Linked DNA regions of Mus musculus: all the other regions are linked to region 1. Evidence: chromatin loops called from intact Hi-C (ENCODE). Cell type or tissue: heart. All regions are shown on one strand.

Region 1 (8,000 bases):
CTTGCCGATTCATTTTTGGTGTGCTATTACACATTTTTTTGCTGTGTAGATGCCCGAGGCTGACAGAAAATACTGTTTGATTCTAACAAGCTCTCTTGAAAGGAGGAGAACATGATATGATCTTAAAGAAAAACAAGAGAGGAAAGATAAAGAGAGGAAATACATTAATAAAATACCTCTCTTGCATTCCACTCCGCCCCTCCTTTTGACATCCCATTCTGCGTCTTTCTGTGTGGCCCATGTCTAGGGCCAGCTTTGACTCCAGTTCTGCTCCATCCTGAGTGTTCAGTTGGCTTTTAATAGCACCTTGCCCACAGACAGTCTTTCTACAATTCCACACTGAAAGATATTCTAACCACTACATGCAAAATGACAGAACTATACAAACATGAATGTAGTCTGTGGGTAGTAAGATAGCTGAGCCCAGGAGACCTGGCATCTGGTCTCAGAGTTGCCACCTCAGTTGTGTGGACCTGGGAAGGCACTGGCCTCTCTGAGAAGCCCCAGACCTCAGTTTTGTATCTTGCCAAGAAATTGGTTTGACCAGATGATTTCCAAGTGGCTCATTTTAAACCTAAGATGCTGAGTCCTTTTCTTTTCTTTTCTTTTTTTCTTTTCTTTTCTTTCTGTTTTCCTCTTCTTTTCTTCCTTCCTTCCTTCTTTTCTTTCTTTCTTTTTCTTTCTTTCTTTTCTCTCAATCTCTCTCTCTCTCCCTCCCTCCCTCCCTCCCTCCCTCCCTCCCTCCCTCCCTCCCTCCCTTCCTTCCTTCCTTCCTTCCTTCCTTCCTTCCTTCTTTCCTGCCTCCCTTTCTCCCTCCTTCCACCTATCTTTCTTTCTTTTTTTCTTTTCCTTTCATTTTCTTTTCTTTTGTTTTTGAGACAGGGGTTCTCTGTGTGGCCCTGGCTTTCTTGCTCTGTAGTCCAGACTGGCCTTGAACTCACAAAGATCCACCTGCCTCTGTCTCCAAAGTGCTGGGATTTAAGGTGTTCCCAAGATGCCAGATTCTTGAGCAAAACCAAGGAGCTTGATTTATTGATCCTGTTGAATGCTCTCAAACACAATGGCCTTGCATGTAGCTTTCCACATTCCTGTAAGCCATTGTTTGCTGCAGAGATCACCGAATACCTAAGCGGTGAAAAGTATTTTCATGGTATGATTCTCAACAACTCTGCATCCTGTTTCCTTAAATTCTAGTTTAATGAGTATTAATTAATTGATAATCCCTAAATTCTAACTGGAGAGCTACTGTATGCCAGGTAAGGGACAGGGGAGGGGTAGCCTGGCTATCCCAAGGTTGGCTGCAATGAGTGAATTCGCTGGTCACTCTTGGTGGACGTCTCCTGTCTCAGCTGAGCCTGGTTGTTGAACTGTAGCTGGCTGTAGGATGAGGATGGTTTACGACCTCTCCCCATTTCTCTAAGCCATGCCGGGAAAACAGACACCTTTTCCTTTATGCCATGGGAGAGAAAACAAACTCACCGAGTGTGCATCATCAGAGCACAGTTCTTAGTCCACCTAGAACCCAGGGCTTATCTGTTCACGAGTCAACCCTGGTACACTCACACCTGTGAAGTGAGGTTTCTCTGCTCTCCAGCATGTGACATTTATTCTGTCCGGAGCACTTGGTCATATTTCAGGTGCTAGATGCTCACTTTTAATTTTAATTGCTCTTTAGGTTTTTGTTTTGGTTTTGGTTTTCATTTTGAAGTGTGTTAGAAAAACAACATATAGGGGGTGGGGTAGAGAGATGACTCTGGCCAAGAGTACATACTACTCTCAAAGAGGACCTGAGTCTGGGTCCCAGTACCCATGTCAGGCATTTACAACTTCCTGTAGCCTCAGCTCCAGGGGATCTTCTGGCATTCTCAGGCTCTACACTCACACTCACACACACACACACACACACACACACACACACACACACACACACACACACACACACCCCACATGCACATGCACAGTTTAAAACAAGCAAGCAATCAAACAAAAACCCACTCCTATAATTAAAAATTTTTAAAAATGTAAAACTCATTACTCCATGATTATTGTTTGAGCCTAAACTTTTTTTTAAAAGAGAATTATTTTAAGGTCCTACTAAAGAAAAGTCAGTCTAGGTGATATGGGGAAAAAATGGTATAAGCATTTGAAAACCTTCACAAACCTCTGAAATTCTCAGACTGCTGAACTCAGGTCACATGCTCCAGTGTCTGATAGCTTCATGAAGACAAAGCTGGATTATGGTCTCCCTAAGTCTCCTGCACTGTGTCCCACCCCTTGGGCAATTGGTACCCTTTGAATGAGGAAAGAAGTAAATTACATCAACGGAAGATGTAATAGCATCTTGTCTCTAGTATCTCCATCAATGGCCCAGTTTACCCTGCCTCTAGTATCTCCACCAATGGCTCTGTTTACCCTGCCTCTAGCATCTCCACCAATGGCCCAGTTTACCCTGCCTCTAGTATCTCCACCAATGGCTCTGTTTACCCTGCCTCTAGCATCTCCATCAATGGCTCTGTTTACCCTGCCTCTAACATCTCCACCAATGGCTCTGTTTACCCTGCCTCTAGCATCTCCACCAATGGCTCTGTTTACCCTACCTCTAGCATCTCCATCAATGGCTCTGTTTACCCTGCCTCTAGCATCTCCACCAATGCTCTGTGTGTCCTCAGCATTCGAGGCTCAATGATGTTGGGTACTCGCTCACCTTTTACCTGAACGAATGGCTCGTCATAGGCTGCAGATGTGTTAACTAGGCCAGCACTATTATTTTTCGTTTGTTTTCGTTTATGAATTTGAATGTCTTTGGGTAGGGTATACCTTAGCTACAGATCTATTGCTGTGAAAAGACACCATGACCAAGGCACTTTATAAAAGAAAGAGTTTAACTGGAGGCTTGCTTACAGCTTCATGGGCTAATCCACACCCATCATGGTGGGGGTCATGGCAGCAGGCAGGCATGGCACTGTGGCAGTAGCTAAGAGCTTATTTCCCCATCTGAAGACAACAGACACAGAGAGAAGCTGGGCCTGGCACGGACTTTTGACACCTCAAAGCCCACAGCTCCTCCAACAGGGCCACACCCCTTAATCCTTCCTAAACTGACCACCGACTGGGAAATAAACATTTAAATATTTGAGCTTATTAAGGGGGGGGCATTCGCACTCAAACCACTACAGGGTATATACTCTACTTTGCTTAGCCTTTTTCTTTCCCTATAACTTGGTAATTACCTTAGTACAAATTTGCAAACCCTGGCTTAAAGGGCTTAACTTCCCTGGTGTCTCAAAGGGCTGGCTCTTCAATCATAGAATTTGATGGCGTACTGCTAGGATTCCCAGGGAGTCATGCACAGGTGTCCAGCATGTTATTGAATCTCTAGCCTAAGCAGAATTTCTAGGACAGCCCTGCAGGAAGAGGCATGGCAGGACGGAGCCCAGCCAGCAGATGGCACTCACTCAACTTTGGAAGATTCAGCTTTCAGACTTGGGGTATAGTGACACCTGCTGTCTGGTGTCATTTTCCAAAACCCATCACATTGCTATCTGAGTTCATTTCCTCCAACTCCAACCAGATTCTTTTCCTCCTTCCCTCTCCTTCATCTGGGTAAAGGCCAACAGGCGTCAGGAAAACTGTCTCATGCCCAGGTCTGCCAGTGTGATTGTGCTATTTTATCTGTTTTCTACTTCTTGGGGGGAAGAAACTTATCTCTCATTGTATATTTTTCTTAAGAATTTTCTGTGGTTTAAATATCTCCCCCCCCCAAACTCTAGCTGAAATTGAACCCCCGTTGTGAGATCTTAAGAGGTGGGGGTCACCTCCTAAAGCTTCCGTAACAAAACAAAAACAGAGCCACTGTCTGGGGACCAAATGTTCAAAGATGTGAGTCTGTAGGGCCCATTTCCCATCCAAACAAACCACACCACTTCCATTGCACCTTTCAAGACTTGAAGGTTGCACGAGGCTAGTCCTCTTCTCCACACATTCTGCAATCCCGTTCAGAATGGAGCATTGCTTCTGGGTCACTATTTTCCTAGACAGAGACACCTCTAGTGCTTCTAGTTAATCTTTCTCACTCTAATGGCTCTCCCATAGGTTTGGGAACCATTGTGTGGATTTTGTCAGAGACCAGGCATGCCCAGTCTAACCATGTACTAACACCTGGAGAAACCACCACAGAGAAGTCTCAGAACTCACTGGACCAATTGTGTGTCAGACCTAAGGTAAGAACTCGCTCAGTCACTCGACTTCCACAAACCTCTTGACTGACTGGAAGGCTACAGCGACATTTTGGGTTTTCTAGAACCAATGCCCCTTAAGAGGCAGAGCCCAGGTCTAATGGGCTCCTTCTCTCCAGGGCGCAGCCATCTCTGTAAAAGAGCATGCATCCCTCTGGGGAGACGTAGAGAAGAGGGAATCAGACACATCTTGGGGAGTGTACAGGAGGTCTTCCTCACAGGGGTACTGTAGGCTTCGATTTTTTTAAAAAGCCAACCTTTTAAAAAACTTTATCTGCATTTATTTTATGCTGAATTTATTCCCGAGCCGTGAGTTTTTGTTTCTTCAATTTCTTCTGGGATATCTTCTTCTTCTGTGCAACCTCCTCTTCTGGCTTTGGAACGATCTGTTCCTTCTCAGTGAGGATCATCTCAATGTGGCAGGGGAGCTCATGTATGGGTTAATCCGGCCATGAGCTCTGTAGGTTCGTCGGCGCATCTTAGGTGCCTTGTTCACCTGGATGTGTTCAATGACTAGAGAATCTACGTCTAAACCCTTAAGTTCAGCGTTACTCTCGGCATTTTTAAGCAAGTGCAGCAAAAATTCAGCACTCTTTTTTGGCCACCGACCCTGTGTCCAGCCCCACTGTTTGGCCTGGGCGCACCTACTGACTCCACCATTATACCGCCGAAATGGCACACATTGCTTCTTTAAAGTGACATCTTTCAGATACTTGGTGGCTTTGCGGATGTGCATACCCTTGATGGCCTGGGCAGTTTCCCGGGTGTTCTTAAAGTGAACACGAAGGTTTGACCCTCTTGATTTGCATGATTTTGTGAGGTTTTCTGGGTCAAGAGAGTAGCGAACCATCTTGGCAGGTGACCTCTGGCCGCTTACAGGAAGAGCAAAAAGCCAACTTTTAATAAGAGTTTTCAAATACTTCGACACCCCCCCCTTCTAGCCCACCATCCAAAGGTAGGGGAGAAAAGATGGTAAATAGGACAAGGGGATGTGGATCCATTTACAATAGTTCCTTTAGGGCAATTCCAATCCCTTTTTGTCAGGATACCAGTAGTAATTCAATAGTATCAGGATACCAAACATGAATCAGTAGTGGTGGCATGACTCAGCAGAAACCACCAGGCCTCCATCGAATAAGCATGAGCCAGCAGGTGTGACCAGGACCAGCCTGGACTTCAGGAGAAGCTCTCTGCTGGGCTCCTCTCAACAAAGTGAAGATCAGGGAACACAAAGACGAAGATGTGAAACAAACAAATCGTTGTAAGGCTAGCCATGCAAATGTGCCTTCCCTGCCCATTGAGTCCTATTTATACACACTCCAGATGTCGCGCGTCCCATGCTTTGCCACCTGCACCTTGGCTCAGTCTAAATCCAAAACCTTGGGAACCATCAGAGCTAAGCATGACTTTCAGTATGAAGTCGAGGGTCTGAGATCCTGGGATTCTGATGTCAGAGAACAAGGCTGTCCCAGCTCTAGAAGAGATAAGAACTTTTTTTTTTTTTAAATCTATTTACTCTATCTAGGCTGAGGGTAGATCTTGCTTCCTCTGTTTGTTGTTCCAAATGCCAATGTCTTCCAGAAAGCTCATCACAAATAACTGAAAATAATGCTTTACGCTCTTTATAGCCGTAAGTGTGAACATCCTCACAATTAAAATATAAAAGCAATTTCAGACACCTGTTCAGTATGTTACAAAGACACTGACAGTCTCCTGACTCTAATCCTAGCAACCTGAGTAGCCAGGGACCCACATGGTTAATGGTGAGAACTGGCTCCTTCAAGTTGTCCTCTGACCTTCACATGCACATGTACACACACACACACACACACACACACACACACACACACACACACACACACACACACACAGGAATGTAATTTTAAAAAAAAAGGTTCTCATACAAACCTGACTCCATCTTAGCCCAGGCTTGAGGATGAAGAATGGTATGAGATACTGAGAAGAACATCACTAAGCTGAGACACTGAGAATGGGGAATCTCACTGTGTTAGGCAGACTTCAGCTCTCGGTAATGCTCAGCTAAGACTCTTCCCATTCCCTCCATTAATGTTAATGAGGTCTGGGAAGGTAGCTCAGCAGTAGAGTTTTTGCCTGGGATATGCCAGGCCCGGAGTGCAAACTCCAACATTAAAAATAAATAGAGAAGTCTAATGTTACGTTTGTTATTTTATATGTAAAATATATAACATATAAAACAATTAATCACTTCTTATTTCCATTGGAAATTTGAAAATTGATACTTTCATTTAATCTTTACAACTCTGATACAATCTTTCCAGATGTTATAAATAATTCTAGGTCCAGTGAATCCCATCTCAACCTATCAATTAAGGCTGTTTTTGGAGAGGGTGAGCCAGGGATGAAGTGTCTCCTTGGACTTGAGTTTTGTGCAGGTGATAAACATGGATCTATTTGCATTCTCTTACATGCAGCCATCCCGTTCTACCAGCACCATTTATTGAAGTTTTTTTTTTCTCCAGCATGTGTTTTTGGCTTCTTTGTCAAAGGTCAGATGTCCATATATGTGTGCATTTATGCCCGAGTCTTCATAATTGATTCTATTGATCAGCATGTCTGTTTTTATGCCAATACTATGCTGTATCTATTACAGTATCTCTGTAATATAGCTTGAAATATGGATATTGCTTTGATTATTTAGGATTGTCTTAGGTATCCTGGTGTGTGTGTTTCCCTAGGAAGTTGAAGTTTTTATTTTTCAATTTCTATGAAGAATGTGCTTGTATTTTGATGGGGATTATACTGAATCTCTATATTGCTTTTGGTAAGATGATCATTTTCACAATGAGCATGGGTGGTCTTTCCATCTTCTGGTGTCTTCTTTGATTTCTTCAGTGCCTTAAAGTTTGTATTATACATACAAGTCTTTCATTTGCTTGGTTAGAGATATCCCAAGACTTTTTGTTTTTGTGTTTGTTTGTTTGTTTGCTTGTTTATTTTTGAGGCTATTATGAAAGGTACTATTTCCTGATTTTTTTTTGTAATGTGTAGATAGGAAGGCTACTGATTTTTATATGTTAATTTCTAGGTGCTTAATGTTGTCTACATGTAGATCTAAGTAGAATCGAAAGATTCAAATAGGCAGGGAACAGACAAAGCATGAAGACAGAGACATCAAGCTTTTCATCCCACTGTAGTCATTGAGCCGATCTCTCTCTCTTTTGATAGATCTGTCTATCTATCTATCTATCTATCTATCTATCTATCTATCTATCTATCTATCTATCTATCTATCTACCTATCTACCTATCTACCTATCTAATGCATTTGAGTGCCTATCTAATGCATTTGAGTGCCTATCTAATGCATTTGAGTGCTCTATCTGCATGTACACCTACATGCCAGAAGAGGGCATTAGATTCCACTATAGATGGTTGTGAACCACCATGTGGTTGCTGTGAATTGAACTCAGGACCTCCAGAAAAGCAGCCAGTACTCTTAATTGCTGAGCCGTTTCTCCAGCCCCTTATCTTATCTTTTCATGCTAAAGTGAAGAACTGGTGTTTTTAGCAAAAGCGGCCTTTACATTTTTGCTAAAAATGTAGGCAGTTTTAAAACCCACATATCTGTGGTATAAACACCAGTAGGCTGGTGAAAAGTTGATAATGGATTGCTCGACTCTGCAACCTCCAATATCAGTGATTTGTAAGTCAACTAAGAGCAGATCCTGTTGAGCATGGCAGTTCACACCTGTGATTCCAACATTCTGGAGGCAGAGGTATAAGG
Region 2 (8,000 bases), 150 kb before region 1:
TCTGCGCATCTTTGCCTCCGCACAGTGGGCTCCTCCCCTTTCCTCTCCTCTTGGGGCTCCAGACACTCACACCTTGTTTCCCCATAAGTCTTTTTCCTTTTTCCCTCCCTTTAAACTTGTTTTGGTATGATTTGGAAGGGCAGGGTGAAGAATAGCTTTTCTCAAACTTCCAAGGCACTTTGAATGAACTATACATAAATAAGGAAAAGTTAATTTGATGTTTCTTTTTCTTAGTGTGTTTGTATAATAGTTTATTTAGGGAGGGTGCGTGGGTTAAAGAAGGTAAGCACATGAAGTTATGAGTATGGGCCAGCAGCAGATGCTCAGAAGAGGAAAGTTAGGAAAGTGACTCCAACGAGGAGGAAAAAAAAAAAAAAAACGGAGAAGGGTGAGGAACACTGTGACCTTAGCTGTCATTCCAGTGACCTTTGAAATGCTGTCCATACATTCTTCTTTCCAAGACAGTTTTAAAATCTTGGGGCCGTTTCTCTTTAAGAACAGGTTTTCTGGCTAGAGAGATGATCAGTTAACAAACTGCTTGGTACATTCATTTAAAAGCTAGACATGGTGGCATGCAGATACAGGAGGAGCCCTTGAGCTTATTGGTCTATAGCCAAATTAGCAAAGTCTGCATTCAGTAAAAGACCTTGTCTCAAAAAATAAGGTGGAGCCATTATGTAGACTTCTGGCTTCCACCCACCCAAATCTACATGCACCACACACACACTCAGTACCAGAAATGGGTGTGGGGAGCGGTGAGAGAAAAAACACAGGTCTTTTATATATTCACATACACATATATGAATATTATTCCAATTTATTTGCTATTTATTTTTTCAATAAGATAGATACATAAGAATACTTTTGCATATTTTTAGTTTTTGTTAGTTTGTTTTTGTTTTTAGTACCTGTTCTTCATATCATAAGTAAACACTTTTGTGTCTTCTTGGGTGTTTCAAATGCATTTGTGATATAAAGGAAGAGCTGAGCTTCAGCCATATGCCTGACTCAGAGATGGTTTTTTCCTCCAGGTGTTCCCTCTTCCTCAAGATAGTACCATATTTGGAGGTGGATTTCATGCCTTAATTGCTTGTAAGACATAGATGAGCACATCGTGTATATATGGCATAGGCTGTAAGGATTACCTAGAGCCATAGGGACTCACCATATATGATATAGGAATTGAAGTAGCATAGCAAACTGGTTCAGCAGCAAATAGCACCTAGAACACCAATGTCTTTCTTACACATAGCTGAGTCAGATTCCTCAGACACAAAGGTCATTATCAGTCAGTTGGTACTCTCTTGTATGAAGGACTGTTGTGGGGATTTAGCTCACCATGTGTGCTCTCCTTTTGTAAGCCTGAAACGTTATGCCTGGGGCCACACTGTGAGAAAACCTGAACTTTAGCTGTACGCATCCTCAGGAGATGAATGCTTGCTGGTGCAGGCTCTTGAACCTTCATAAACATTATTATAACACAATAGTTTGATTATTTTAAAAACTCTTTCTTATGTCAGCTCCTGATTTTTAAATCAGAAACACTCTTCCTCTCATCTGTGTCATAAGTCTACTAATGGCAGGAAGCAGTGTGTGCTTGTTAATTACTACCCTGATACTCAGTACAGGCAGCCACTCACTACCTGTTGAGTATAGATACTGTGGCTGTTAGAAATGCACTGTTCTTCATGCATTTCATTTACAAGGTATTTTCCATGTTTGGCATAAAGAAGTGCTCTGCACAGCATAAGCTATGTGGCGTGCAACAGAGTTAGGCAGCACTGGCTTCTCCCTGGAGTGCTCCAGCCAGAGTCACAGCAGCTTTCTGTCTTGGCTCCAAGCTGTCAAGGTGAAGAAACTACCTGATGAACTGCGAGTGTTTCTCAGTGTCATCAAGGAGAACCTTAAGTTACTCTTACTCTCATACAAATGTAAGACAGCTTTTTGGAGCAGATGGGCTGTAATAGACCTCTCTCTGGTCTTTGGCTTACTGTGAGCTCTGGAGAAAGGTTACTGTCCTATACCAGATTTAAGCAACATGCTCGAGTACATGAGTCAGAAACTTAAAGCCTTAGACAGACTGTAGAAAATGCTCTGATGATTGCAAACTTTGCTTGGTGGTGTTATTTACATGAAATGCTTGCCAAAGGTGTATTCCCATGGGTGACCACAAAAGCAATTTGTTGCTAGCAATACATATATTAATTTCCTAATACATAAAGAATGGCCTCTTCTCTTCTCTTCTCTTCTCTTCTCTTCTCTTCTCTTCTCTTCTCTTCTCTTCTCTTCTCTTCTCTTCTCCTCTTCTTCTTCTCTCTCTCTCTCTCTCTCTCTCTCTCTCTCTCTCTCTCTCTCTCTCTCTCTCTCTCTCTCTCTCTCTCCTTTTGGAGACAGGGTTTCTCTGTATAACCCTGGCTGTCCTGGAACTCACTTTGTAGACCAGGCTGGCCCGGAACTTAGAAATCCACCTGCCTCTGCCTCCCAGATGCTGGGATTAAAGGCGTGCGCCACCACCGCCCGGCTGCATATTTTCTTAATGTGTATAATTTAAACCTTAAAAGTTTAATTTCATATGCAAAGCATATTAAGTGATTAGAAGTACTTGATTGCATACAAAACAATTTTACACACACACACATAATGTGCTTAGAAGCAGAGGAATTTCCTTACTGATAAGATAAATTAGTCTATAAACGTTGCTTTAAGAAGTCAGTGCTCTCTTGTTTGCAGAGTTTGCAGCTTGGGTGTACACAGGGTCAGCCATTTTCTTCTGCCTTTTCTTATGTGACCTTCAAGCCAAGTTCTAGCTGAACAATGAGTAGCTGACCTTGGAGTAATAATTGCATTTTAGAAAACGTCTTACCTCAGAAGATGGAATTCTTTTTAAAAGTCCCCTGTTTAGAGTACTCTTTCTCAGTTTTGACTTTCCTTAAGATGGACTTGCATTCAGGTCTTGACATGTATTATAAAACAATAGAACAGGGTTATTTAAGTATCCTCTTCATGTAAGTTTACTTAATGAGAGCCAGGTGTGGTGGCACAGGCCTTTAATCCCAGCACTCTGGGAGGCAGAGGCAGGCGGATTTCTGAGTTCGAGGCTAGCCTGGTCTACAAAGTGAGTTCCAGGATAGCCAGGGCTATACAGAGAAACCGTCTCGAAACCCCCCACCCCCCCAAAAAAAAGTTTACTTAATGAGTATATTATCAGTACTCTTTTTATAATCCCTTTTCATTTCATTATACATAAATTGGCATCTTTATGCAGACTTTGTACTCCACAAAGTTGTTTTCAATATATTCATTAATTCCTTATATATAACCATGTATTTCTAGTCTTATTATTGATGATAAAATTGAGGCAGAAGGAGGTTAAAATAACTTTAAGATGCAAAAAGCATCTAATACAAAAAGCATTAGAACAATGGCTGAAGCTAGTGACACTTGTCTATAATCACAGTCCTTGGGCAGCTCTGCCCAGGAGGTCATGAGTTCAAGGCTAACTAACCTAGGCTTCTAACCAGGCGCCTAAGACCAGCCTGGGCTACAGAGTAAAACTTTGCCTCAAAACAGCAGTATCAGGGTGTGGTGGCACATGCCTTTAATCCCAGCACCCAGGAGATAGGGAACAGCCTGGTGTATATAGTGAGACCTTGTCTCATAAAGCAAGACCCCCAAAGCAGTCAACAGACAGTAAGTAGGGAAATACATAGATCAGTAAATGTGCACTGCGACACTTACACGCGTGATTCTAGCACTCAGGAGAATGAGGCTAACCTAGCAGCACAGCGAGGCCCTATCTTAAAAATGAACAAATATTTTGGCAGAATTTAATAGTTGATAGATCAACTTTTGATAGTTTTCCTCACATTAAATTTCAGGGTTTTTGTAATGGTGGAAAATTTTTCTCCAAACAGAGATATATTCGAAGAATGAATATATATATAAGGGCCTGCAGTTTAGCTTTCAGTGTGCCTCTTACTGATATTTACTGTGACTTAGAACAAACACATAACCCTCGTATCTTTAGATTTCTTATCTATAAAGCAACAACCTTAGAGAGGACTGTCACTTCCAGTTTAGCTTTAGAAATGTGGTTTTTATTTCTGTAGTTTCATGTGTGTGTATGGGGGAACAATGTTTCTCTAGAAGGCCGTGGCATTGCTTTAAACTCTTAGATGCTACTAAATAGTTCAGTCTTAGAGTTTTGAAAAACAACAAAATATGAAGTTAAAAGTTTTGTGATGGCTGCCAGTTTTGTGATTTACTTAATGTCCCTATAGTGCACAATATATCAACCTTTAGTTATTATTTCTATAATGAAGTTATCCCATTTTACAAGTTATGGAAGTGAAGTACAGAAAGTTTACTGTAACATGGTTCAAAAGTGGCAGAGCTAGAATTTAACCTAGGCAAGTTTCAGCACAGAGTCTGTGTGTGTGTGTGTGTGTGTGTGTGTGTGCGTGTGCGTGTGCGTGTGTGTGCACGTGTGTGTTTGTGTGTGTGTGTGTATGTGTGTGTGTGTGTGTGTGTGTTTGTTTATTTAAATGTGGGAGTGCTCTGTCTGCATGTACACCTGCTTGCCAGAAGAGGGCATCAGATCCACCATGTGGTTGATGAGAATTGAACTCAGGACCTCTGAAAGAGCAACCAGTGTTCCTAACTACTAGCCATCTCACAAACCCAGAGTCTGTGGAATTAATCATTTTCCTACATTGCCATTTTAAAAGCTTTTATTTTCATATCTTTCAGAACAATCAATTTGGAGTTTCATTCTGTCACTTTCTTTGTCCAAACACATTAGAGTTGCTTTGATTTATTTCCAAAGAGAACAAGACCAAGGCAAGCCCTTGTGAAAAACCAAGCCACCTGCTAGAATGTATAATTGTATAGGAAAAACACAACAAGCAGAAAACCACAAGGGAGCATTGTAAGAGCAGGAAGAGAAATGGAAGAGTGTACTACAGATAAGGGAGAAAAACATCAACCTGTTTATTTTGTTTAAAACTTAGAGGAAGAGTTCCAGAAAGAGGCTGTCAGTAGCACCAGGTGTCATAGGGTCCCTGAGAATGAGAAATGAAAAATCTCACTTATCTGTATCGACTGAAAGTACTCGTGACTGTGGGCACATTCATGGTGGAGGGATCAAAAAGGATCCACACTAGAGATAAGAGAGAGAATGAAAGAGATCCAATGGAGGGTTTGGTAAATATGGCATTGAGTAGAAGACATGAGTGCTTGTGTGTAGTCAGGGAGAGCTTGACTGTGCTAGGCAAGCACTTTCTCCCTACAGATAGAGACCACTGCAATTGGTTACCCTACACATAAATATAGGAAGAGTTATGTTTTGTGCTTGACAGGTGTTCTGAAGGACATAAAGCAAGTCAATGCAATGTTCATTCTCATATGTAGGGATGTTTTTATGTTTAAAGTAAAGCATAGAGAAAGTTGCAGAGTGTTTTTGTTTATTTGCAGTAGGACTATAAAGAGAAAGGGTATATTGAATCTAAACTGTATTTAAAAATTAAAGCAATGTTTAAACTCTTCCCAAGATATTAAAAGTCTTCCAGGTCATGAATAATTGTTATTAATAAATGAGGAAAAGACTTTAAAATATAAACGTTGCTGGGTGGTGATGGTGTCTGCCTTTAATCCCAGCACTCGGGAGGCAGAGGCAGGTAGATTTCTCTGAGTTCGAGGCCAGCCTGGTCTATAGAGCAGGTTCCATGACAGCCAGGGCTACACAGAGAAAACCTGTCTTGAAAAACTATATAATATATATATATATTAATAGAACTGTTTCTAATTAAATTTATATATAGTTTTCGAGGTTCTCCTCATATAAAAGCTAAAAACTAGCAAAGTAGCTTATGAAATCATTTTATGTCTTAACAGAGTTTGGTGCAAGCCTTTCATGATGTCACAAAAGTTAATTATGGAGGAAGCAATTATCACATTATAGGAAACAGCTATGGTTTATGATTCAGGTCTGAAACACTCATGTCATTTCCATCTCCTCCCTCCACATGCAGTGACTTGTTCATTTTGGACTCGTACTTGTTTAACTTTCGACACCTTCAGCAACGTTAGACCTCGAGTTTCATTATTTCTTCCTGAAAAATCTTAAGTCTAGTAATTGTGTGATCTATGTGCACACATTACTGCTAGCTTACTGAGAAGATACTGTTTGAAGAGATGTAGCATCTCTAGTATGGTTAACCCATCGATGCCATCAGGATGGATAAGTAGCTCCAAGTTGAAGCAAACATCTAACTGATTAATGACTTACTGTTGGCTTCATGTCTGTTGTCTCTGCTGTGGTGTAAGTATATTGAGTTCACAAAACCTCTCTGTCTCTGTCTTCCTCCTATCCCCATGACATAGCATAGTGCCAGGTATGTAGCACTTATTCAACAAAGAATAAATGAATGAAAAATTAATGAAATGGATGCCAAATCCATCACTTTGGTACTATCTTTAAGTTATTTTTGTAATAGAAAATGTGTGCTACAGCAGCTTCTTGAGCATTTACGTGTATGTAGGAGTTGCATGTATAGGTGTGGATGCATGTACATGTATATGGACAAGTGTAGAGGTCAGAGGTCAGCTGTGGGTGTTGTCCCTCTGGTGCTTCCCACTGTATTTTTAAACAGGCTTTCTCACTTGGCCTGGAACTCACTAATGAGGCCGAACTGGCTAGCCAGTGAACCCCAGAGACCTTCCTATCTGCCCCTCCCACTCTGCCCATCCCACCCCACCCACCCCACCCCAGTGCTGGGATTACAAGCACATACCACTCTGCCTGAATTTTTTTGTTATTTATTTTTCATACACTATATTCTGATCATGCTTTTTGCCTTCCTCACCTCTTCCCAGATCCTCTCCACGGACCCTCTAACCCAGTGTTCTAGGATCAAACTCTGGTCTTTATGCTTACATAGCAAACTCTTCAGTGGCTGAGATCTTTGCCCAGCCTCCTCCTGAGCATCTTCCTCAGGGCCATCTCTGTCTCCCTGACTGGAGAAATCAGTCTTTGAAAGTGAATGAGTGAACTCAAGTGCAGCTCTACAAGTCTGAGTGTCACTGTGTTCTAACGAGGTTCCAGCGAGATCTTCATGTTTCATATTTGAGAAACTAACCTTGGTAATATGTAAACAGAGGTGATTATTTTCATAGATTTTTGTATCACTTTAACCTCCAGAATGACTAAGCCTCAGACTGATTAGTTCCGGATGCCTTTCCATAATGTGCATTTGTGATGTCCTAAAGGACACTACTGTGTTAACCTTTCATTCACTGTGCAGTATGTATTTTGTTAAAAAAAAATTAAGAAACGTTTGTCAACTTAAATTGTAGACTAATTTTTGGATAATTTATCTCGAGTAGACTGTGTCTGATTATACAATGCTTTGAAATAAATCTCTGTAGAATGGCTTTTGCCATTGCATGAAAAATACCTTTGAGAGAAAGACAGCACCAGTGGCGCAGGGAGAACAGATAGAGGCCCTTGAGGTGACCTGATGGTAGCGTTGTATGCTGAGTCGGCTCTGCATGCAGCCTCTTAGCGGGCGTGTTCATGCAGCTTTGTAGTCTGAACTACGCAGAGAAGTGTAACCTCTTTTCTTCTCTCTATCCCTCTTCCAAGAATGCTTTCCACAACAGCCTGAGCTCTATTCTTTCTCCAACAGCCCCCTTCTCATCCCATGCTGGCTTGTCTGCATTGCAGGGAATGACATGGCCTTTTTTTTCTCTGTTGACTCTATCTTCCTCCTTCAGGCAGCTGCCAAGATTTACAGCCTGCTTCTCTTGGGATATTTCTTTGAATAAAAAATTCCTTGAGGTTCAAAAGGTCAGGGTGCAATGGGGACTACCATGTGCCAAAGTTGAAAGATTTGGGGTGGGTAGAAGTGGGATTAGTAAAAACAGTGACTTATGTAAGGGAATGTGTCCAGTTCAAAGGCCATTGGCTCTGACTCGAGGCCTTGAAGAGTGGATAACTGAGG
Region 3 (8,000 bases), 340 kb after region 1:
AGTGCAATGCTAGTGGGGAACCCTGGTTGAAATTCTGAGCCTGCACCCCAGATGCTGTTCCCAACTCAGAGAATTTCCTATTGGTCAGCTTTCTCACCAGTTTTGGAATTAATCTGAGGTATGTGAATGCTAAGAATGTTCAGGAACTTTGTAGGCTTCCATTGTCTCTTCATTCCCTGCCATCCCAAACCTCTGAATTTCCAAGCCCGGCCTGGCCATGATTAGCTCTTGAGATTTTGACCCTCTGGGTCATCTAGGCTTCACTCAGCAGTGCTCCCCACAAGGTCCTCCAGGTTTATAACACCTCACATGAAGCACACCACCACCACCACCACCATGGCTCTCCTGGGAGTAGGGACAAGCACAGATTGATCATGTGTTCAGACTCACTATCTCCTAAGTACAAGTGGCGTGTCTGCTTTTCATCTCTCAAGAAAGCTTGCTTCAGAATCTTCCAGTTGTGCAGTGAAATCCCTGTGGAGGTCTTTCCCCCTCCGGTGAGCCTTCCTCCCTACTGTCATGTTCACCAGGGGCACAGGATGAAAGCCCAGTCTTCCCACCACCAACTTCGTACTAATGAGAAAATTCCTCCACTTTCGGTATCTAGGGACCGACCCTCTTGAGACACGAGTCTTTGTGTCCAGCTTATCTCCAGCTGCTGCCATGATGAATAGGCCAGCCCAAGGGAGCCTGGGGAAGCTCTACCCCCAGGAAACGTGGCTATTAATACAGACAGAGAAGCAGGCCTGAAGAAATATTTAAGGACCAACTGGAATACACCAGACTGCATTCTCTCCCGTGGGAGTTGCTTAAGTTTATGTTGGTTGCATGGAGCAGAAAACATGGCCTGTGTTTTCCTTTACTATAGGAAAAGAAAAAGGCCCACAAATCAAACCCCCCAGCAAACTGCAGCATTCTTCTCCTTTTACCATTTCAATAGTCAGCTCTTCCCAATGCCATCTGCTTAGCTACCTTCTTCCTTAAAGCATCCCTCTGTTTGCCGCCTTATCTGTCCGAAGCTTGTGCCTCTTACATAATCCTAGTTGGCTCGATCTGATGTTCAGCCTACACCGTGGGCCAACGCACTGCTCCCCAGGAAGTTTGGGATTGTCCCAGCCACCGAAGGGTAGTCAAGCCTGGACTTCCGAGGCAGAGGGAAGTAAGTCCAACCAGCTTGAGACATCAGCACTGTAGATGAGTTCCCAACACCTGCAGTTGACCGGCCCAGACTTCCCATGTGCCCCTTGGTTCTTCGTAAACTGTTTAGATTAGCCTTCGTGGCATAGTTAGTCCTGTGTGTTGTCTGGGACAAAGAGCAGAGCTGGAGAATGCTTTGTAGTTGAGAAGGTTTGGCTGGGGAAGCTTCATTGTTTGGAGATACTGTGTTGGCCTGTATGGGCAGCGACTGTGTGCATTACAGCTCACGTGTAAGAGTAGTTAGAGTATGGGTTAGGGACTTTGGCCCGGCCTCTCCCATATCAGTCAGTGACTCTGGGTAGTGTATGTTGTGACCAGGACTAGGGCCTTGCTGTGAAGTGAGATGTCAGATGGTTCTCTGTACTCTAGGTCACCCTCTGCCCAGCCTCAACCTACCTACTATTCCAAGCTTTTATGCTGCTATTTCATCTCTGCCCCAGAACCCCAGAACATCAGAACACCAGGACCCCAGGACCCATGGACCCCAAATTGCCCAGAATCTCTTCCCTGCCTTTGTTTTAGTTTTGGTTTTTGGAGTTGGGGTTTGACTACATAGCCTAGGATAGGCTTGAACTTGCAACCCTCCTGTCTCAGCCTCCCAAGTGCTGGGATTACAGGTAATCGCCACCACCACTGCCTCAGCTACACTTGCGCCTTCCTCCGATTTTGTCAGGCCTTGACAATTCATCCTTCACATTTCCACCGGTGTCTTCCCCTCCCTCTGTTTCTTTCTGCTGTTCCCAGTCTATTGTGAATGTGAAGTCACAAGGTCTGGGCCAGGCTGAGCTATATGTTCCCAAATAGCACCAATCAGCTGGGGGACCAAGTATGCAAACGCTTAAACATATGGAAAATATTCACCCTCAACATATGGGGAATATTCACCCTCAAACCCCACCCTACCCCATGCTGTGTGGTCATATAGTCCCAGGTGGTTTGCAGAGCAGTACAGCCTTTTGTGTCTCTCCTCAAGTCTCTGAGAGCTTTTGGGACAGGGCTCATACCATCTTCAGTTCTTAATAATCCATTTGCCATTCTAGGCCTTCACTGGTGGTTAATTGTATCTCTGAAGCTCCTATGTAGTTAGTCCAGCAATTGTTCTGATCAGTTTGCACATGCCCTCTCACTTGAATTTTTCTGGAATGCTATAATCTTATTAAGCCCATTTTCCAGACACAGATAAGCTTTTACTGTGGTCAGAAAACCCGACGTGCATGATCTCATTAATTCTCACATCTTGAGGGGAGCTATCTTGGCAGGACTGGGGGGGCGGGAGAGGTGGAGGGCTATGAACCATACACCTGATGAAAAGAAAAGTGAGCCCCAGAAGGCCAGGGTTATCATGTGTGCACGAGTGGGGGTGGAGGATGAGGGGTGGTGGAGATGTCACTCATCTTCCCTGCCACCATCCGGTAACTCTGTGCATTTCCATCACACCAGTCTAATGAGCAATTCCAGGAACTAGTCATGGCCTAGAAATATCTTTTTGAGTTTGACCTTCTCCAAGGATAAATGGAATTTCTCCAAACACTGATTATTCTTTCAAAATGGGAATTTAGAGACCCTTTTCTCTACCCCTTGTTCTTTTTCCAGAAGAGGGAACAGCAGACTATGTTTTTTAAATGGTGCTAGGAATTTCATGGAACCCCTATGGTAACACTTCAAAGTAAGAGACCTTATCCTTGTCTCCTAGGCCCCAGATCAAAACTTTAGGGATTTTAAGGACTTTGTCGATCATCCATGTCAGCCAATAACAAAGCTGCTGTTAGGGTCTCCACAAAACATTGATTTTCCAGGGTGTTTGTAAGAATCTGCGCTGACATGTAAGCATTTCCTCTTGCAGAAGACGATGGAGCCAAGAGGCAGGAGTGCTTACAAACCCCTGGAGGGACGGCTTATGTGCTTACCTGGTTATCGACTCCGAAGTTCAAGCGTTCAACTGGGCACTGAGTTCTGTTTGGCAAATACCTGCCAAGGAAAATCGGTCAGGTTTTGCAGCTACCATGGTTACTCAAACAGTGCTTGGGAAAAAAACACACACACAAAACAAAACAAAAATCCTTGTGGTACTATTTTTCTTGATGGCTGCCTGACCCCGTGTGGATTGATTTAGGATCGCAGTTTCTCATTCCTTCCACAAAAGATTTTTCATGACAAAAATGGCATTAATAAATGCTGCCCTCTGCCTAGAGTAGCTGGTATTTACACTAACATCATTCCACCCACGGGTAGTTTGTGGAGGAAAAAAATTAAGAGAGATGACACTTCTTAACTAGACATTCCAGATGAGGAGAGAAACGGATGGGAAGAAAGACTTTGAATAAAAGTATAGTGTCTGGAATGGCCATGCAGTCCTATAGTGCCTGCATGAGGGAATCTGGAATTTGAGAGCAGCTTGAGCTGCCTAGCAAGTTCCAGGGCAACCTTAGTTACATAGTGATTGAGGGTGTCCAAATGTTTGAGTTCATGATGATGCACACAGTTAGAGGTGGGGAGAGGGGAGCAGAGACACACAGAATTTCAAAAATGTATAATTGGTAACAATTCATAGAAATTTAATATTATAAACCCAGCTTTTAAATTTCCAGGAAAAATAACCAACTGTGAAGGAGAATGCAGTTAGTGCTTTCTCAGTAAGATGCCCATGCACAAAGTTAAAGGGACTAAAGTTAGTGACTTAGCATTTTTACATTGTGAGCTTTTAATCTACCATTTGCTACTTAGTTAGTTATCACAATGCCTAAAACGTATAAAATCTAAAAGACATTATAAAGTATTTAAGACTAAAGAAGGTTTATCACTCAAAAGATCAGCTTTAATGGGGATTCTAAAAATTTTCTAGGATACAAAAATTCCCTTGCAGTAAGCATGCTAGTAAGAATACTAATGAATCAGGAGGGTACTGTATACTTGGAGGTGCATAAGAAGAAAGGATGGGTAATTGACTCCAGAATTTATTGTCATTTAAGTGATAAAGGACACAAAATGAATGGGCTGAATTTTAAATAATATCAGAAAACCACATGGGATTAGTGATGGTCACAAGGAAAATGAGGATTTCCTAAATTGTAGAAATCCATATACTTACAGTATTGTAGGAAAATAAAAACCCAGAAATATAGGCTATAATGAGTATTGGGTAAACCAAAACAGTTCAATAGAGCTTTCATATTTAAAGCAATAATTCCTTCTTCTCAGTTGATAGCAGAAGAGGAGGGAAAAGGAAAACAAAAGGACAGTAAGTGGAAAGAATAGGGTGCTGTCTGTCTGAGGCCAGCCTGGGCTCCATAGGAAGACCCTGACTCAAAATGGATATAAATGACTGACTCTGAAATGCCTAAGATAGAATTGATTAATATCAAAGAGAAAGAGAAGACACAGAGTAATGAATGAGATAAATCTGTAAAAAGAGCATTAAAATAATAAAGAGAATGGCATGTCAATGAAAATGAAATGTCAATCACTATGGAAAAAATAATGGAAAAAAATCACTGCAAAACAAAAAGACCACACTGGTAAAATAATGTGATAAATCAATTTTTATTTTTATGTTTAATTAATGATAAAACCCTTCTCTTCATGAAAGGCTCACACTTAATTTTACAAACAAATACTAACATATTAAAAGAACAGCTAGGGAAAGGTGAAAGGTTTTAATTCATTTACTTGCTGTATTATGGTTTGGGGCTGAAATATTCTATGGACTGATGTGTTTTGTTAATTTGCCTTATCTTTTAAGATAATTTTTTATGTGAATGGGTGTGTTTGCCTCCATGCATGTCTGTGTATCACATGCCTATATGGTGTTCATAAAAGTCAGAAGATATTGAATCCCTGGGAACTGGAGTTATATATAGTTCTGAGCTGTTGTATGAGTGCTGGGAATTGAACTCTGAAAGTGTAGCCAGTGACTTTAAGCACTGAGCCATCTCGAGTCCCAGACTCATGTGTTTGAACTCCTGGTCCCCAGCTGGTAGTACTATTTTGGAAAGTTGTAGGATCTAGCTGGTCTTTGAGGGTTATAGCTCAGCTTTTCATCTGTTTCCCTTTTTTCTGCTTCTGGATCTGTCAAGTGTGAAAAGCCACCATAATGCCATCCTATTGCCATGGCTTCCATGTGATGAAGCAAACTTCTGGAGTCATGAGCCGATATAGTCCCCTTTCCATTTATTTCCTTCTATCAAATAGTTTGTCCTTCCAGTAACAGAAAAAGCAACAAATACAGTTTTGTGAATTTTAGTGTAGAAATCTTATATATTAACTCATTAAATTTAATAGTTTATTGAAACACAATATATCAAGTTAACCAATGCAAGGAAGGATAGCTAGTTTGATACCTATTTCATTCATTTTAGTGACTAAACTTTATAACACAGTGAAGATATAAGGAATGTGCCAATCTTGATAAATGCAGAAAATTAGAACCATAAACTTCCATTTTTTTCATGTAAAAATCCTAAAATGGCCTTGATTAGAAATACTTACTAAAAACCTATAACAATATGCTTAAATTGAAAAAAAATAAACATTCCTATCTTATTTACTTTTCAATTGCTGTGACAAAAGCCCATGGCCAAGACAACTTATAAAAGAAAGTGTTTATTTGAGTTTAAAGTTTCCGAGGGTTAGAGTCTGTGATGGCAGAGCAAAAATATGGTGACAGGAACAGCTAACAGCTCACATTCTGATCCACAAACAAGAAGAGAACAAGCACACTGGGAATGGCACAAGTCATTTGAAACTTTAAAGCCCACTCCTAGTGATACACCTTTTCCAACAAAGCCACACCTCATAATCCTTCCCAAACAGTTCCACCAATGGCAAGCAAGAACTAAAGCATAAGCCTATGGGAACCATTCTCATTCAAACTACCACATTTCCTCCAAAATAGTGCACATAAAACAAGAGCATCCATTATGATGACTAGGGATTAGTAGGGGCCCTCGCCAATGAAATAAACCTAAAAAGAGGACAGATCAGTATTGAAAAGAAAGAGAGCCAAATGTTATTAAGTGAGAAATTTACACAGGACAAACCCAGAACCAACAGATAAACTAGCAGGTATAATGAGAAAATACTCTGCAAGTCTCATAGACTAGTTAAAAAGTAATCACATATAAGATTTATGGCAACTGAAAAGGATTAATACAATGGAATATACAAAGCCAGTATGTTAAAAACTTGGATCTCCTTTACAAACCACCACAAATGACTGGGTAAATGCAGGAAGCATATATATGTATAGGGAAATATCCCAAAGATACCCATTTCTTTCCTAATGATAAGACAATGGCAGTTTCATTCAAAACTCTACCACAATATCTTGAGCAAGTTAACATATAACATAAAATATATTGGAATAATGACGAATTGCTAAGATAGTTTTGAAAAAATAGGAGAGGGCAACTTGTCCTACAAAGCAGGCAATAAGCCACAATTTATCAAGGCAACGGTGTAAGACATAGCAAAACCGGAGTACTAAGACTATTGTGATATTGTATAATGAAAGAGCCATAAATCTGAGTGAGAGGAGAGATGAATTACCAAGCAGATTCATTGTTAAGATGGATTACTAACTAATAGGGCTCCTACAATTGAAATGTGAAACGGGCTTAATTGATTTGAAGAAAAATATAGTTAGGTTTCTACCTCCGATGATATACATAATTAAGCCTAAATTCATCATTTATTCAACAGATATTTATTACCTACTATGTGTGGGAGGTTTTTTGGACCCTGGGTTATATGTCAGTGAAAAGGGGGAAAGCCTTTCTATGCTGTTAACCCCTAAATATAGAAGATAAAAGTTAAAAATCAGTAGAAGAAAATGAAGCCTCATTTTTTCATGACCTTGAAGTGGGGAAGGACTCCTTCCTAGACAAGAACAAGAAAATCACAGAGCATAAGGGAAATAAATAACTTCATGATGTAGTAAATATGAGCCCATGGATCCACCCATCTGGTCTAGAGAATGCCCCACTTCAGGGTCATGAAAAATGTGACAGATACACACTGTGGAACATGACATGTCAGATAGAGGCACTGAGCAAGACGTGCACTCAAAGCTGCGGGATCAACCATACAGTACTTCCAGAACTACAGTAATAAGAAAATCGAAGTAACACTATCATATTGTGTACAGAAATTCCAGAGACACCTGTCCACAGTCAGCACTGTGTATTTTACACCCAAATCTAATACCTTCTATCAAAAATATAGAAGTGGCTCACATGGAGGGAGGTGAACACTACAAAAGAAATTAGGAATGGAAGGAAGAAAATTTATGAAATGAAATAAACTAAAATATTTTTATAGACTGATGCAGATAGTAAATTAAAAATTAAGGAATGCATAAACTCAGCTTTGAGGAGAGGGAGAAGAGAAAAAAGAAAAGAGGGAGGAGGAAGAAAGAGGGGAAGTTTTCCATTGTGATCACTACAGATTGGAGTGATGAGTCGGAAAATATATCACCCCCACCTTGACCATTCTGCAGGACAGACTTGGGCTCTGAGACAGCTCCAGAAATCGAGCCATCTTTTTATCTTTGGCTAAAACTGCTCTGCTCAAACTCCCAGCCATTGGTCTGAGTTCTGCAATTTGGCTTTATACTCAGAGACACATTCTTCACAGAACAGCACTTCAAACACATGCAATAGCCATTAATAATTGTAATAATTATATAATAATATAGTAGTATAATTATATCATACTTATATGTAATTTCAATATAATTATGTTGTAATTATATTATTAATAATATTAACATGGTCTTTACTCTTCCAGTGACATATGCTCAAAGTTTC

What was found. Hi-C counts contacts between places; a loop is a spot of excess contacts. Peaks named below come from ENCODE experiments on the same cell type or tissue, not always from the same donor. Only the 100,000 strongest peaks of a DNase experiment are listed, where the experiment ranks them.
Region 2: a loop joins it to region 1, with 3 times the contacts of the local background. A loop is called at or near these places in 12 of 42 quality-filtered maps.
Region 3: a loop joins it to region 1, with 4 times the contacts of the local background. A loop is called at or near these places in 2 of 42 quality-filtered maps.

The regions. Positions count from the first base shown.
Region 1 is chr1:170,628,033-170,636,032 of GRCm38, reverse strand. It overlaps the pseudogene Gm7299. Among named protein-coding and RNA genes, the nearest start is that of Olfml2b, 12 kb to the left of the region's middle. In heart, a CTCF peak has its summit at 3,453 (motif pointing right); a DNase peak (open chromatin) is centred at 3,442; H3K27ac peaks cover 544 bases.
Region 2 is chr1:170,774,475-170,782,474 of GRCm38, reverse strand. All of the region lies in intron 14 of Atf6 (activating transcription factor 6), which reads left to right. Among named protein-coding and RNA genes, the nearest start is that of Gm23523, 27 kb to the right of the region's middle. In heart, a CTCF peak has its summit at 4,619 (motif pointing right); no DNase peak of the experiment used is centred here.
Region 3 is chr1:170,288,027-170,296,026 of GRCm38, reverse strand. No RefSeq gene overlaps it. Among named protein-coding and RNA genes, the nearest start is that of Gm7694, 14 kb to the left of the region's middle. In heart, a CTCF peak has its summit at 3,339; no DNase peak of the experiment used is centred here; H3K27ac peaks cover 594 bases.